Regions from separate parts of the Homo sapiens genome. Here region 1 is linked to region 2. Evidence: chromatin loops called from intact Hi-C (ENCODE). Cell type or tissue: ascending aorta. All regions are shown on one strand. Each heading gives the region's core, and the rest is flanking DNA. Links, peaks and the distances in the headings are about the cores only. Region 1 has its middle 80 kb from the start of LINC01061. Region 2 overlaps SYNPO2 (synaptopodin 2).

Region 1 (5,386 bases), core at 91-5,090, 510 kb before region 2:
ATACTCAATATTCCATTTGGGTAGACATCTACCCTTCCTATGGAAAAGGGACACATTTGACAACTCTTGAACCTGCTTTGTTGCTCTTAGTTCTGTAGCATTCTTAGCAAACAGGGATTCTTACATTTGATATATGGAAATGTCAGCCTATGATTTTCTATTCTTAAGGCACATAACATTAAATTAGAAGAAATACTTAAAACTTGAAGAAAATATTCTTCACAGTTTTAAGCTGTATTCAGATTATAGCTCAGAAAAACATGTTTCCAGTTCACAAACCATTTGTTCAAAATAAAACCCACAAGTTACAAATAGAATAAAAATCATGATTATTTTAATCAAAAGAAATCTGACTGACTAGCATATGTGATTTCTCTTCCTGGCTTTCCTCATTTTAAGTATGTGTGTTTGTGTGCATGTGCACACACCTGTGCAAAGGTGTGTTTATGGTGGACAAAGGGATTTTAGGCAGTAGCCACAGGAACTGAGTTGGTTCTTTCAGTTATCTAACGGCAATCCCAATTTTAGGATTCCTCTTCCTAAACTGGAATCTCAGGGACAAGCTTGCATAGCTAAAGAAAAAAACACTGAACATGAACTATAATAACAGGGTTTGGGTTTTTTTGTTTTGTTTTGAGACAGGGTCTCACTCTGTTGCCCAGGCAGGGGTACAGTGATGCTTTCTCAGCTCACTGCAACCTATGTCTCCTGGGCTCAAGTGATCTTCCCACCTTAGTCTCCCAAGTAGCTGGGATCACAGGCCCATGCCACCACACCCATTTTTTGTAGAGACAGCATCTCGAACTCCTAGGCTCAAGCCATCCACCCACCTCGGCCTCCCAAAGTGCTGAAATTACAGGCATTGGCCACCATGCCAACCTTCATAATAGTTTCTAACTTTAATATACCTGATACTAACTACCTGCAAAGCTATTTTTCACATTTCCACTTCATATCATTTTTGTCTTACCCAATAGGAGTGTTTTAAGGCTTTATATGACACCAATCAGCATGTAACTGTAAGAAGCAAACTTCCCCCTTTACCACCCAGCTCTGAAAGTCAGGAATTCTCTGGTCTCACTGATCTGCCATGAAACGTGGTCATCAACTCTACCTCAGCTACAACTGCTCTCTATCTGTCTCTCTTTCTCTCTCTCTCTCCAGAAAAGCCTACAGAAATAGCTACTAAAGTTGCTCTACTGAGCCTATGAGAATAAGTAAGTTGGCTGGGTATGGTGGCTCACGCCTTTAGTCCAAACTACTCCGGAGGCTGAGGCAGAAGGGTTGCTTGAGCCCAGGGGTTGAAGGTTACAGTGAGCTAAGATCAAGCCACTGCAGTCTAGCCTAGGTGATAGAGTGGGACGTTTATCGCTAAAAAATAAAATAATTTTAAATAAAGGACAAATAAGTAGATCCAGCGATCCCACTACTGGGTATTTATCCAAAAGAAATAAAATAATGTCAGAGAGATACCTGCATTCCCATGTTTATTGCAGCTATTAACAATAGCCAAGATACGGAATCACCCTAATTGTCCATCAAAGGATGAATGAATAAGGAAAATGTGGTATATATACACAATGGAATACTATTCAGCCATTCAGAAGAATGAAATCCTGTCATTTGTGGCAACATAAATGAACCTGAAGACATTATGTTAAGTGAAATAAGCCAGGCACAAAAAGACAAATACCACGTAATCTCATTAATTTGTGGAATTTTTAAAAACCGATCTCATAGAAGTACACTGTAGATGGTTACCAAAGGCTGGGGTTGGGGGGTCGGGAAGGGGAAGAGATTGGTCAACAGATACAAAATTACAGATACATGGGAGGAATAAGTTCTGGTGTTCTAGTGCACAGTAAGGTGACTATAGTTAACAATATTGTACTTTATATTTCCAAATAACTAGAAGAGAGGATTTTGAATGTTCTCACTGCAAAGAAATGATAAATGTTTGAGATGATGGATTAGACAATTACCCTGATTTGATCATTATGCTATATATATATATATATAATATATATATGGAAATATCACACTGTATCCCATAAATGTGTGCAATTGCTAGGTGTCAATTGCTAGGTGTCAATTAAAAATAAAACCTATAGAAAAGAATCAGTAAATCAGTAACACTCCTTGGAAGATGAGGAGAGGACTGTAACTTTGTTTTCTGGAGCCTCTGCTGCTCTTTTTCTACTCTGGCTCCATCCTCGAGAAACATTCAGTTCTCCCCGGCCCCACCTGAATTACACAGCCTTCCTGAACTACCAGCATCTCTCTGCATTCTTTCTTGTACTTTGAAGGGACTCAACAAATACCTATGGAGTAAAAGAATAGATTCCCATTGTTTCTTACCTGACATAAAATTGAGTTTTTTATAATGAAGAAGGTAATTTTAGTGAAGGGCAATAGAAAAATCAATATAGCATTTTTAAAAGAATCCTCAGTTGAACAAGAGCTGAAATGTAATATGAAAAAACTGACTGAATAATAAAAAAGTTTTTAGAAAAATATATTTCTGTTTCTACTGTGAAAAACATGTTAGTTGCCAGGCTTTCATTAATAAATTGACAACCAGTGTGAAGTTACTCCCAGTGGGAGCTTTTATTGCTAGACACCAACGAAAATTCATAAAGGCGGAAGGCTAAAAATCTATGGAAACAAACAACTTCAAGCCAAGAGGCAGGATTAAAAAAAATAATAATAAGCAAACATGTCAACAGAAGACATGCATTCATTCACAAATAGTTGGTTCTCTACTAAGTGTCAAGCTAGGGTACACTAAATAGGCATGGGCTCACAGAGCTTGCAGTTCAGTGGAGGAAACACACGAGGGCAAACAAGCCATTAGATCTATGCACTGAGGGTAAAGAGTGGAGGGTATTTAATTCAAACTTGAAGCTCACAGCTTCCTTAAGGATGTGACCTCTGGTTTAGTCAAGTGAAAAGGGAAAAGAGCGTTCCAGGCAGAAGAATTAGAATATCTAAAGATCTAAAAGTAGCAGACTAGAGAACTTGAAACATCTACTACTACTTATTTAAATACTTACAAAATTATTATACTTATGAATGATGAGTATTAAAAGTATATTTATAAAGTATAAATATTTCATACTTATGTTTTATAAAATAAAGCAAATATCCTTTGACATAGCTCTTAAGAAAGTAAGGGAAATTCCCAGAGGCCAAAACAAAGACAATTAAATATCCAAGTAGAAAGCATGTAAGCGATGCTATAACAGACCTGGGACAATTTGCAGACCTCTATCATAAAGGGTTTAATGCCCACCCCAGCTGGTGTCAACCTAAAATAAACAGCAGAGAGACTGGCTTCCAGATCAGAGTTTATCTGGTAATAGCAGGGGATTGTAATCAGATATACATGCTATAGAGGGCCATAGGTGCATCCAGAGAAGCAAAGAAGACAAGGGGTTTTTTTAATGGAATATATTTCCTATTAGCGTTTTTATTATTCACAGCATAATTTATTTTAAAACCAATTTAATTCCTTTTAACCTATTAAACAAAACTAGCTAGGTTAAATTAAACTTAGCAGTGTGCGAAATAACTTAAGGATAACTTACAAAAGGGAATTTGGAATAACCCAGAAATTATATTATTACTTACACATAATTCAAAACAATATGAAAATAAAGGCAAAACGAAGGAGGTTACATTCGTTGTTTTGAAATGATATCCTTGGCTACAAGGATTAATAACAAGAGTGGCATCAGTTCATTAGTGGACAGACAGCTGCTGGGCAGGCATCCTTATAGATGTAATCTTTGTACAAGGTTGTGGTTTTGACAATCTGTTGTGATAGTTTCTGTTATCATGCAAACATGTAAGAAGGTCCTCCCTTCATGGTCTCCAAGCTCTCTTTCCTTACGGTTTGACAGAAGTGACTCCATTTTTGTATAGACAACTTTCACACAGGAAACATGGTCTTGAGACCCCAGGAAGCCTTTAAGGAATGGCCCTCCCAGTAAGGCTGAAACCTCTGAAGAGCTACATCCTCAATGAATATGTGTGAGATGGGGAGGCAAGAACCCACTCAGATTCACAGGGAAACATAAAGGAAGCATGTCTGTCTTAATCTGGGCCCTGGTTAACAAAAAATTTACATTGGGTTTATCCTCATAGTCACACAGATTTGAGTTTGAATATGATCTGGAACTACCCACATTAAATTGTAAGCACAAAAAGAAGTCTCATGCCAGTAATGTCCTCTGTACATCTGGCAAAAGCAAAGGCAGAATGTCTTTGGAATAACACATCCTCAAACAGGCCCATCAAATTTCCACAGAAATTACACTACTTAAGAAAAATTCTTAATTCATAATTTCAAGACACACGAGGAAACAATCAACATGTAAGAAGTCAGAAGTCACAAGACTAAGATCAGATCCCCAAGAAATTCACACAATAGATCTATCTGTTTGAAGCTGTTGGGAGAAATCATTGATTCCTCACTCCTGTGTCTCCATATGGAGGAGCACCCCTAAAGTGACATTCTCAGCCTCTTTCTCCACCTCTAATTCAACCCAGTCTGTTTGTAATGTGATAGCCGTCAGTCCACACTCCTTAAATGGGTGAGGTTGATCTAAAAAAAAGCAGTAAAATGTTGCGGATGTGTTTCTTTTCCTTACCTTTCCACCCTGGTCCAGTGCAAGCTGGAAAGCCTAAGTTTGTCTAGGTATGTGGGCTGTCCCAAGATCTAACCTGTAGAAGGGATGGGGATTGAAGCAGAGGGTAAGAGTAAGCCCATTTAAGTGTAGAATGTTCCTGAACCTGAACATGTTCTCCAAACCCCTTACTTACCTGACTCTCTCCACAAAGCACACTAGCTAATGTCACAGAGTTTTCTGAGGTTAACTATGCCTGTCCTCTAAGGGCTTTCTAGATTGTTGATCAGCAACACCAATGGGCCTTTCCAATCAAGCCTTCTCCTGCTTCTCATCAATGTGGTAAACCTGTGATTTCCTGGTTCTGTCTTAAGCTGTGCCATTCTAGGGACAAACATTCCTTGTGCCAATGAGAACATTCTTACTCATCTCTCCTTTCTGCTGGTGGCTGTATGGGGGAATAGGGGACAGAAGAGAGGTCAACATTGAAAGGGATCACATTTTAGGAATGCAGTGAATATGATCTAATGAGTTCAAGAAAAGTATAACTGAAAGATGTGTTTCTAAGTTATAAAATTCTGAAAAATAAATTTAACATGACCAGAAATTATCATTCCTATTTTTTTCTTCCTACTCCATGGAACACTTGCATTTGTGATGACCATCAACAAAGCACACTAACAAACCTTTAGTCATTGGAAACCAATATTCACAGGCAACACAATGGATGAAACAGCATCACGAATAATACAAACAAC
Region 2 (5,386 bases), core at 167-5,166:
TGAAGTTTGATTTTGTTCCAAAGGCAATGTGTGTAGGATTTTGAGCAGAAGAATAACTGAAGAGGATTTTTTTAATTAAACAGATAATATCTAATGTTTAAACTAAACATTATTATTCTAAATAGCTAATGTATTTATAAGGCACAGCATTTTAAAGGAACAAGATGGTACATAATGTAAATTTTCTCTCTCTTACATCTGCGTCTCCCAGTCACCTATTTTGGAAGCAACTAATGTTACCAGTTTCTTTTGTATGGAAAGGACTGTTTTGGAAAATAGCTAATGGCCAAATATTGGTTGGGCTGGAATGAGGAAGAGGGGATTCATGACAGAGACACCAGTTTGGTGATCTTTTCAGAAGTCTAGGTGATGAAATGAAGGCTGGAAATAGAGTACTCTCAACGCATGTAGAAGGGGGATTCTGAAAAGACATTTCATAATCCTCTGCTCCCCATGTCCAGTCAACTTACAAATGACAAAGGGGAAGTCAAGGATAGTTGAAATTTTGACTTGAGAGTTGAGGAAAGGTAAGGAGGGGAACTCAGTTTGGGACCAGGATATGGGGAGGCTGTGCAGGAAAGATGAGTTCTGTTTTGGAAATGTTTGCCTATGATATAGGACATAGATGTGGAAATGACAAATATCCTGTTGGAAGGGCAGGCACGTAGCTTGTTAGAAATATTACTGAGGAGTTATGAGCAAAGAGGTGGTAGTTAAAGTTGTAGGATTCTATGAGCTCAGTAAAGAACACAGCAGATAAAGGGGCTGAGTACTGAAAAATTCTTATATCAAGGAGGAAGTAGAAGTGGGGCCAACAGAGACTAAGGAGAAATGTTCAGCGAGTGAGTATGCTTGTTATTGAATTCTGATGAAGAAAGTATTTCAAAGGGAGAGAGGTCAGGGGATTTTAGATCAATGCTGCCATCATGGTAATAGGAATGTAATGCACTAAGAGGAAGAGCTGAGAAGAAACCATTGAGCCACCTGGAGATGAGTAGCTCATGGGTGGGGTTTAAAGGGTAGTTTCCGGAGAAAATAATGCAAGGGAAATAGTAAAGGAAGGCCAGAGCATGGGGGTGTCTGGTGTAGACCTGTTTCAAGGAATCTAGTGTGAATGGAGGCAGAGAGAATAGATGCTGGAAAGAGAAATGAGGTAAAGAACTTTCCCCATTAAGTACAGAGGAAAAGGTTGAAAAGAAAAGGGTGGAGGTAGGGAGATGTTTGATGGAACAAGATCCTGGAAAAGACTGAAAGGGATGAATAAAGGCAAAGTTAACAATGAAGGGAAGAAAACCGGAGAAGTTCACACCTAATCTCCTTGGCCATCTCTGCAAAGTAGCCAAGATTACCTCTGTGTTCCATGAGTTTCTGTTTGGAGATTTGCAAAAAAATACAGAAAGCAATTTGATAGGATATTGACTTGGGAGGGAAGAAAGAATTTTCAAGAGTCACTGACGTTCCAGCTGAGGTTGCACTAAAGAAGCTACTCATCTGAGTAGCTTCCATTAGCTTCCAGATCTTTCTTTAATTTCTCCCCCACAACCACAGTCTCAAAAGAACTGTGCTTAACATTAAGAGTTTGACCTCTTTGGACAATCTGGGAAATGTATTCAAGAACTATCGTGTTCTTTCTGTGGCCCATAAAAAGAAGCAAAGGAAAGAATGTAGAATGCCTTCCAGACAGGTTTCTGGAAATCAATGATTGGTCTGTTATTTAGGTATGTATGCAGTGATATTTGGAAAGAGAACTTAAATATCTCTAGCATACTAGGCTGATCAGTTTATTAGCATCCTGTGAAAACTACCAAAAAGATATCTGCAAGTAATTTACTGGGGCAGGATCAGAGATGAGCGGAACCAGTCTGTCTCCCTGTGACTGAGACCACCGCTAGTGATTCTCCAAGTACAGAGGGGCATACCATCCTCCTTCTCTTCTCTTCCCCCTCTTTTATTTTCTCTCATTCATCTGGATTGACCCCCAAAATATGAAGGAAAGGCAAAGGAGCAGCTCCCTGCCAAATTAAAAGAGGTTATAATGGGGACATGTCCATGGTGAAGAACTATGTGCATCCGAGAGGGTTATGAAGACCTGCAAACATACTCATGATTTTGTCCCCAGTCTTCATTGTGCAATATATTTTAGTTTGCCTTTTTTGTTCCTACACTGCACTGGACATTATCTTTTTTTTCAATAGCACTTCATTTCACAGAATAAATCCCTCCCCATATAAATGGTTTACAGCGCGCCTGCCTCAAGCAATTCTGTTATGTAAAAAAAAAACTTTGCAACCACATTTAAAATTAGACATTTATTCCTTCATTCCTAAATGTGAGTTGACTCCCTGGAAGTATGTTCTCATTTTTTGTGGTTTTATTCCCTGAACTACAGTGATGTGCCTGTGACACCCACGCTGCATATTTCCTCCTTAGGTTATGTATTAGTTGGTCAAAACACACTCTCCTAAGGCAATGCCGCCCTCAAGTGGTCTAGTCTGAGAATAGTCAACTATTTTCCTCTGAACGCAAACTGGGTTTCCGTCCAGACCTGTTTGGCTGAAGCATTAACTCCTGAATGGAAAAATAATAATAATTATGTGCAGTTCTGGGGCACAATAATTATGAGGTACATGAGGAAAAAGGAAGCCTTTATTTCCCAAGAAGGCCCCAAAAGACATAGGAGTAAAATGGACGACAGCAACAACCACAAGCTTGTTTTGTTAATTACCAAGTAACTGGCTACCTGCATGTGACCGGGAGGACTAGGGTGGGCTATGAGTTGAACTGGCCCCCTTATGCCTTTGGGGCCAATCCTCAGCTCCTCTAGGGCAACCCCCTAATCAGAACTTATGACATCATGTTCTATAATTAAGGGCATACATTGTATGGAGACAACGCATTCAGGGAAAACATTCAACTCTTCCATGTGGCCAAGACTCTCAGAAGAGAGGTCAGTAATTATGGTAATTACATTAATCACAAGGATTGTTGCACGGAGGAGGGTATTGACATTGACGTGGCTACCCTATGATGAAGCTCTGTGGGGGGTCTGCTCTAATTGGCCACCACCAAAAGTCTCTCATGCCTATGATTAACTTCTCTGGTTGTTTATGTGAGCAGGCTTAGGAATTCTGCTGGGTTGTTCTGTGCAGGGCTTATGAGACAGGTTGGTTGCAGGGCTGTTAGGCTGTTCAACTAGAGAGCCCATCCTGGAACAAATGGGTCAGATAAAAACACACGCTGTGCTGTCCTTCATGGTTTGTTGCATTGTTTGTGGTACTTTGGGTGATTTCAGTTAATCATGAATCTCCTTCAACAAAGATTTTTGCATGGAAAATGCTAGTTCTTCTAAACTGCTCTTGGGCACAGAGATAAACTGGACCAGCGCAATGAGCAGGAAAGAGTGCTTTATCTAGCAGTTATTTGGTGCTGTGGGAAAAGCCCAGAAAAAGGAAACTGTGCTTAGTAACTTGAGATTGAGAATCAGCTCTGCCACAAACTGGGTATGTGACTGTGAGCAAGTCGCTTAACCATTCCAGACTCAGTTTCCACATAGGCAAAGTGTTTCATGTAACTCAGATTAGGGGTTCATAGGCTTATGTGCAGATGGCATGCCACACATGCCACCACCAGGATGAGGCCTAAGAGGCAGCGTCCTCTTTCCCTCCCTTCTTTAACTAAACCAGGTTCACTTTTATCCATTTTATAAATTGGAATCTGAAAACCACTGGATTCTATATATGTGCTTCTTTTCCAGCTACTTTATGCTGTGATAGTTATAGATACTCTGAATGGTGATGCTGACACTTATTAATCAAGTTCTTTTTTTTTCAAATTGTAAGTGAAATCATATATGTCTCTGTTAATTTACAAGTCTAGTTTCTGATAAAATTAGTCCAGTCGGTGGAATGATGGCATGTGTGGGTGTGTGCTGGGGAAGGGGGGAAAAGAAAGAAGTAACAAGGCTCATGGTGACCCCACAGCTCCCAGGAGGATGCAGGCCAAGGAAGGATCTAGGTAGACCTTGCCAAGCAAACAGTAGACAGTTCTAGGAGTGTGGATAGACTCTACCAGAAAAGCCAGCTAGAAAAGGGATGGTTCTGGTCAAGGAATAGTCCGGAGAAGGTCTGAAGGCACATCAGCAGACTAACAAGGCTTTTCACTCTGTGCCTCTAGAAGACATATTGTAAGGTCTGAGTGGGCCCCCAAAAGAAAAATACATTAGAAAGAGTTGAAAATCAAGATTTCCAGAAAACAGATGAAAAGTTTTTACTACACTATACTATATATGGGTATATATGTCATTATTAATAGCAGCCATCATTAAACTAATATGATTTATTTTCATTCAGGAAGCTTTCCCTTTAAGTTAGCTTAAAAACCGCATATACTATGCAATGTATCCAACTTTATTCTTCAAACTCCAAAAGAGTTTTTTCCTCTACAGTGCTTAAAGATAACACAAGTGTGGATGAGTGATGGTTGAGATCCAGTCTCCTTTCTTGAGAATAACACGAGGCACAGACCAAGCAATAGACCAAGGTGCTCAGAATTATGAAATGTCCACTCTTTTTAGTTCAAGTATGCTGAGTGCGGAAGAAACTTCCTGACCTCCTAGTGTTTTTATGTCACCATCTGTAACCTATAATTACAGAGAGATTCTAACTTATTAAAGTAATTGCTCAGACTATAATTCCTGGTTATATGAATTTCTGAGGTACAATTTGTATGGCCTCCTGCAATAGATGCCTCTGTTGCTACCCTGTCATTGTGCTGAAAATATAGTATAGATAATGAAAGGATATCCAACCAGTGAACAAATATTTACTGAGCACATATCATTGGCAAGACATTGTCATAAACAGTACGGAAATACAAAGTTAGGCCAGGGATAGGCCTTGCCCACAAAGTGCATGCAATCTAGTAAAAAGTTGCATGTGTAAACAACTAGAAAATAAGGCAGCCAATAGTAAGTACTTGATAAACAAGATGGTAGTATATGATTCTGACTTAGAGCTGAGGGTGAGATTTTAGGTCATTGGCTCAGGAAAGGGGTTTACAAAGTAAATTACCTTGAGACCCGGCCTTACAGCATACAAAGACTTTTGTAGGTGACAAAATTCTTTCTTTCCACAGGAAGGGAGAAGATGCTAAGCAGTACTGGCAAAACAACGCTACGGCAGTAGGAAAGCATAGCCACTATTCAAGAGATAGCTAAGCAGGAGAGACTGTGGAGGGTAAGGGAAAATAGTAGAAGGCAAGTCTGGACAGGAAGGTCAGAGCCATATTCTAGGGGTGTTTTTGTTTTGTGCTAAGGAGATGAGAGGTGCCATGGAGCTGCAAGCCAGAAAGCAAAATGCACAGAACGATTGGAAAGCGAAAGAGGCCG

Evidence for each region. Hi-C counts contacts between places; a loop is a spot of excess contacts. Peaks named below come from ENCODE experiments on the same cell type or tissue, not always from the same donor. Only the 100,000 strongest peaks of a DNase experiment are listed, where the experiment ranks them.
Region 1: a loop joins it to region 2, with 2.6 times the contacts of the local background. A loop is called at or near these places in 18 of 110 quality-filtered maps.

What each region holds. Positions count from the first base shown.
Region 1 is chr4:119,487,984-119,493,369 of GRCh38, reverse strand. It overlaps the pseudogene SEPTIN7P14. Among named protein-coding and RNA genes, the nearest start is that of LINC01061, 80 kb to the right of the region's middle. RefSeq lists a silencer at 2,743-2,842. In ascending aorta, for the core only: a CTCF peak has its summit at 2,807; no DNase peak of the experiment used is centred there.
Region 2 is chr4:118,979,061-118,984,446 of GRCh38, reverse strand. The region is part of intron 1 of SYNPO2 (synaptopodin 2); the gene reads right to left. The region is part of intron 1 of SYNPO2-AS1 (SYNPO2 antisense RNA 1); the gene reads left to right. Among named protein-coding and RNA genes, the nearest start is that of SYNPO2-AS1, 3.0 kb to the left of the region's middle. In ascending aorta, for the core only: a CTCF peak has its summit at 2,488 (motif pointing left); a DNase peak (open chromatin) is centred at 2,446; H3K27ac peaks cover 4,289 bases.